Linked DNA regions of Homo sapiens: region 2 is linked to region 1. A link is an interaction called in ENCODE POLR2A ChIA-PET data of the cell type or tissue named here. Cell type or tissue: A673. All regions are shown on one strand. Links, peaks and the distances in the headings refer to the core of each region. The heading gives the core; the rest is flanking DNA. Region 1 overlaps IPCEF1 (interaction protein for cytohesin exchange factors 1). Region 2 overlaps CNKSR3 (CNKSR family member 3).

Region 1 (2,917 bases), core at 161-2,660:
TATACACAATTTTTTAAAGGTGAGGTCTTGCTATGTTGCCCAGGCTGATCTAGAGCCCCTGGGCTCAAGCGATCCTCCCACATTAGTCTCCCAAGTAGCTGGAATCACAGGCTCGTACCACAGTGCCCGGCCATGTATATACAGTTTTGTTTGGGAAATTTAATATACTTCATTCACGCACAATTGGTACGTTCAATCCTTCCTATCCTAGGAAGTGGTTCTCTGGATACACAGTGTGACAGCCAGCTTTAAACAGCTTTTCTTATTATTCCATAAACCAAAATGTCTAAAAATTGACTACCACCCTTTTTAATCAGTGACAGGAATTAAGAATATTAAGGTTTATTTAAATTCTCAGATGCACTAAAATCGGTATTAGAGCCAGTTTTTCTAGGCTTCTTGAAAACAAAGCTTTTCCTCAGGGCGGTTGAGGCCAGTTGCACTCATTGAGTCTCATCTCTTTTTATTTTCTCCAATCTCTTTTTCTCTAGAGTGAAATGAGCTGTGAAGTAGCCAAAAGATGAGCAGGAAAGAGAAAAGAAAAAGGCAAGGTTTTGAATTAGATACAAATTGGAAAAATAAGTCTTGAAATAGTTGAAAATGATTATTCCTTTTATTTTTGCTTCCTTGGTAGTTATGAACTACATGGTTAGCGTCTAGGATTTATAATTCAGGAGTTTTGGGGTTTTGTTTTCATTCTTTTTCACTTTTTTTATTACTTAGATGATAACTTTTGAATAAAAATGAGGAAACAGTTTTGCAGATTGAAACTGAAAACAACAGAATAAAAGTTAGACAATAGCAATTTATTCTAAATTAGTGCTCGGAAGGGAATATTCTCATAATTTAGGTTTTATATCTTTGGAAAAAATGCTCGTGTCTAAAATATGATTGGCCTCCTTAACTAGATGGCGGAGAGTTAGAACAGATATTTATGTTGTGATTTAAAATTTTGGGGATACAGCGATGATTAAGAGACCTCTTGAAAGCCAAGAATTTTCTCTCTTTCCAAAAGAAAAGCCCATGCCTGAGCCGTGTATTGGGAGCGTGGAACAGACTTCAGGCTTGTTTATATGGGCAGGGAGTGCATTCAAACACGATCTTGCTAATCTTGAAGTATCACACCCGGAGCCACTTGCTGCTTTTGAAGGCTTTTTAAATTTAAATAAGATGTTTCCCCGCTTCGCGTCTCAATTTAATTTTGTGCTTCTCACACACTGATAAAAATAAGACATGACACATGCTTTGGTTAGGCTTGGAAAGCAATGATTGATAGCAAGAGAGAAACCTGAACCAGAGAAAGGGAATTAAAAAGGGCCTGGGGGCGGGGGATCATCTTCTGTTTTCTTTATGTGGAAAACATCTTAGGAGTAGAAACAATTTTTTGAACAAATATATTTAAAAAATGTTTAGTAGGCACATTTTTCTGCCATGTTATAATGAGAAACAGATGTAGATGCTGTTAAATCATGTCAAATATGAACTGCCTGTGTACCCCATGTATATGTGTAAATATTTAACTAGAAAAACAGTCACATGAGAACTATTCTGGAGTGATCTTGGAAGCAGGAAGCCACAAATTATAGGTCTGAAATTTACCATGCATGGCTTATGAGTCCAGATAAGTAAAACCAAATGAAAAGACTCTGAAAATTTTATAAACAGTTCATGTTTTTGGGTAAGGGGAGGGAAGGGAAAAGAGCAGAATGAATTTTAATATACTTCATTCACGCACAATTGGTATGTTCAATTATAACCAGAGTACTAAGAATAATATGACAAGAATTTAGTTATACATTTAAATCTAAGATATTAGTTATCACCCTGCTGCATAGAAAAAATTACTATGGAATCATAGCTTATCTTCAATTAGGTTCTAAAGTCAGCACATAAAGCAAAAATTACAAACATTCACATTTATCCTTGAAAGTTCCCCTTGTTGACATCATGTTTGAGACAGACACACATAGGTTGGCTAACGTGGCCAGTGCTGAAACAGATCATATCTTCTGAAGGTTCCAGATGATGAAATTAGCTTTTGTGTATGGATGGAATGAGGGAAAAAATAATTATTGACATTGGGTGCATGTTGTATAGAAAATATGTATTGTTTTCTTCTTCTTCTTTTTTTTTTTTTTTTTTTTGAGACAGGGTCTCACTCTGTCAGCCAGGCTGGAGCGCAGTGGTGTGATCTCGGCTCACTGCAGCCTCTCCTGGGCTCAAGCAATCTACCCACCTTGGCCTCCCAAAGTGCTGAGACTAGAGGCGTGAGCCACCACACCCGGCCAAGAAAATACATATTGTTAAAACCAGAAGCACATCGTGATTCTAGTAAGGTGGAAATGAAAGCAGATTTGTGCCTTCCATCTCGGTCCCAATCTGGGGCTTATCCTTCTGAAGGGCAAGAGTGGAATGAATCCTACCCTACATTATTCCTTCATTTGTTTTCAAGTTAAATTTTAATTCCCTGGAAATAATATTCTCAAATTACCTTCTGTGACCTAAATTATTTTATTGGGTCTTGGTCTTCATGTAGTGAAAGGCACAGGTCATTAGTGCTGCAGCTCCATGAGTTTTGACAAATGTGTATGTTCATGGAACTCAAACTATTACCAAAAACCAGAATTTTTCCCGTCTTGCTCCATTAAGGTCAATCCCCCCACCCTCTACTCTCACCAGGGCAACCACTGTTCAGATTTCTTTCTCCAAAGGTTAGTCTTGCCTGTTCCAGAACTTCATAGCAAAGTTGTCATGTGGCTTGTACTTTTACATATCTGACTTCTTTTGTTCAGCATAATGTGTGTGAGATTAATCTATGCTCTTGGGTAAATTATCAGTAGTATTTTGTTTCTGTTTATTACTATATATTCTGTCTTATGAACATATTACAATTTGTTTATCTGTTCCTATTGATGGA
Region 2 (2,917 bases), core at 183-2,682, 170 kb before region 1:
CCAGCTACTTGGGAGGCTGAGGCAGGAGAATTGCTGGAACCCAGGAGGGGGAGGTTGTAGTGAGCCAAGATCGTGCCATTGCACCCCAGCCTAGGTGACAGTGCAAGACTCCATCTCAAAAAATAAGATAAAATAAAATAAAATAAAATAAAATAAAATAAAAATTAGCTGGGCGTGGTGGCCCGTGCCTGTAATCCCAGCTACCCAGGAGGCCGAGGCAGGAGAAATCACTGGAAGCCAGGAGGCGGAGGCTGCCATGAGCCGAGATCGCACGACTGCACTCTGGCCTGGGAGACAGAGTGAGACTCCGTCTAAAAAAAAAAAAAAAGAAAAAGAGAGAGAGAGAAAAGAGAAGACAGTTGTACCTTTTTAAATGTCATGCTGTCGAGGGGTGATGGTAAGTGAGTTCTTAAATGTCTTTCCTCAGTTCTTCCACTAGCATAAAGAGACCTGAGGGCTGGCGATATTGACGTGTAGAGTAGGCATTACACGGCCGAGGGGAAGCATCCACAAAGGCACACCCTTGAAGGCCATATCTCTTGTTTTACCATAGTTAATACCCAACACTTACTACATTTCCTGCTTTACTGCTGCTTTTGATAACTGGTGGGTGTGGCAGTAATACATGGGTGTGTCCACGATGTAGTGGGTATGCCAGTGAGTTATTGTCCTGGCAGAACAGCCCCAGATGGAAGGTGTCCCGTCGCGCCAAGCCCAATTAAGGAAACCAGCCCGGTTCTTCTTGGGAGCCAAGAAGTTATTTGGAAAGATCTGCTCCTATAAGCACTGTTGGGAGTAACTTATAGAAGCAGATCTTACAGAAGCAACCACCAGAAGGGTGATTACCCCTGTTCCTTAGTCACCAGAGTTGCTTCTTCAGTTTCCAAATCACAGAAAGTCTCAAACTTCTCAAGGGACTTTTAGATTGCCTGTGCAGCGAGGAGAAAGAATGATGCCCACCGTGTCAAAGAGGCGCCTTGCAGGGAGTAACCTGGAGTGACGTGAATCACGCTGTTCGTATTAAGAACAGATTTGGTCTTATGGTGAGCAGGACTCATACCTGATGCGTTTTGGGAAATGCAGGTGTTAAATAAAAAACTTAAAAGTTGACCTGATTTGCCTTTTATAGATGAAGGAGACTTTTTGTAAGGCATCTTTGAGCCAGGGGAAAAAACTGTTTCTATATTTTATTCAGTGTGTGCCTGTTTCTGGAACAGAGCTTTAGTAAGTGATTAATGTAGAAAAGTTCTTTTAAAACTGGAAAATTCTGTATGCGCCAAAGAAGCCCCTTTCCAACCCTTTAGAAACACATATAATTTCTTCTAGATCAGTTTCCAAGTTAATATTTGTCTAATTTTTGTGTGTTGAGTAGTACTTTTCAAAAGATATTTGTAAGATACCTAGACCAATCCTCTCCTCCCAAACATTATAGGTTTGGAACTCTGTGTAGGGAGATGTGATTCATAATTAATGATTCATGTACATCATATTTTAGATGCTGTCAGTTTTCAAACTTGTACTTTGAACTTAAAAGTTGAAAAAATCCACCAAAAATTCCCATAAAGAGAAGTTAAAATCCAAGCTAATTGGCAGCTCTGCCTTCAGTGGAATTGGCAGTCTTGGTGTCTGAGAAAGCAGTGATGATGAATGAAGCTAAAAACCACCTCTCCAAAGGCCTGAGACAGGGAGGTCAGTAGCAGCTACCAGACCTGTGTGGCTATTCAAGCTTTCAAGCCTTAAGACCCAGCGTGGGCCATCAGTGTTCCCGTGCTGGTTAAACTCTCAAAGAAGCTTCGCCTCCATCCAGATGGTAACAATTGATTTTTATTTTCAAGTATTTATTCATTTTCTTTGGGGGAGGGGGAAGGGGATAATCATATTTAGGTTTGAGATGATAGAGACAAGGAGTATCTTTTTTTTTTTTTTTTTTTTGAGTCTTGCTCTGTTGCCCAGGCTGGAGTGCAATGATGCGATCTTAGCTCACTGCAACCTCCACCTCCTGGGTTCCGGCGATTCTTCTGCCTCAGCCTCCTGAGTAGCTGGGATTACAGGCATGCACCACCATGCCCGGCTAATTTTTGTATTTAGTAGAGATGGGGTTTCACCATGTTGGTCAGGCTGGTCTCGAACTCCTGACCTTGTGATCTGCCCGCCTTGGCCTGCCAAAGCGTTGGGATTACAGGCGTGAGCCACTGTGCCCGGCCAGGAGTATCCTTATAGTGAACAAATACTGGGTATGAGGCAGTGCTCAGATGCAAATCCTGTTCACGTTGGTGAACTGGATGACAGCCTGCGTATTAGGTATATTAAGATGTTTCTTGACTTCTGTTGGTTATATAACAAGAGCAGGCATTTTTCCTAGGACTGTGGTTTCAGCACTATGGATTCCATGTTTTTTCTTCCATCGTTAAGTCTAATTTTGAGGGTTGATAATGACCTTCGATCATTCAGTCCAAATATTTTATTCTTTTGTGTGAATAAGTTATTTTGTCGTTAATGACATTGTGGCCCAGAGATTTAAGTGGCAGGACCTAGACTAGAACCAAATTCTCTAGACTCCCAGTTCAGAAGGTTTGTGATTATACTATTTTTCCATCTTGCTCTGATTGGCCCCCTTTCCCCAGATCCCATAAAACCTATGGCTTTGTAGGTCCCATCCACCAGCAATAATGTGGCACATCCTAGCATTTTTCCTGTTCTGTAGTACAGTCCCAATCAAGAAGCCTTATTAACCTTCTGTGTGAGGGACTAGACTCAGTGTTGGGTTTGGAGGATCCACTGGTGAGGAGCATTCAGTCTAGCAGGAGAAATGTCAGCATTATTTATTACACAACAAGATCTGATGCATTCAGATGTACTTACAGGTCTAGGAACTGTTCAGAGGAGCACAAATGAATGAGAGAGAGAGGGAGAGAGG

Evidence for each region. Peaks named below come from ENCODE experiments on the same cell type or tissue, not always from the same donor. Only the 100,000 strongest peaks of a DNase experiment are listed, where the experiment ranks them.
Region 2: POLR2A ChIA-PET joins it to region 1 with 11 read pairs; 2 of 35 experiments call an interaction of 5 or more read pairs at or near these places.

Annotation. Positions count from the first base shown.
Region 1 is chr6:154,317,940-154,320,856 of GRCh38, reverse strand. The region is part of intron 1 of IPCEF1 (interaction protein for cytohesin exchange factors 1); the gene reads left to right. Among named protein-coding and RNA genes, the nearest start is that of IPCEF1, 37 kb to the left of the region's middle. In A673, for the core only: no CTCF peak of the experiment used is centred there; DNase peaks (open chromatin) are centred at 1,166 and 1,546; H3K27ac peaks cover 1,420 bases.
Region 2 is chr6:154,483,711-154,486,627 of GRCh38, reverse strand. The region is part of intron 1 of CNKSR3 (CNKSR family member 3); the gene reads left to right. Among named protein-coding and RNA genes, the nearest start is that of CNKSR3, 26 kb to the left of the region's middle. In A673, for the core only: no CTCF peak of the experiment used is centred there; no DNase peak of the experiment used is centred there.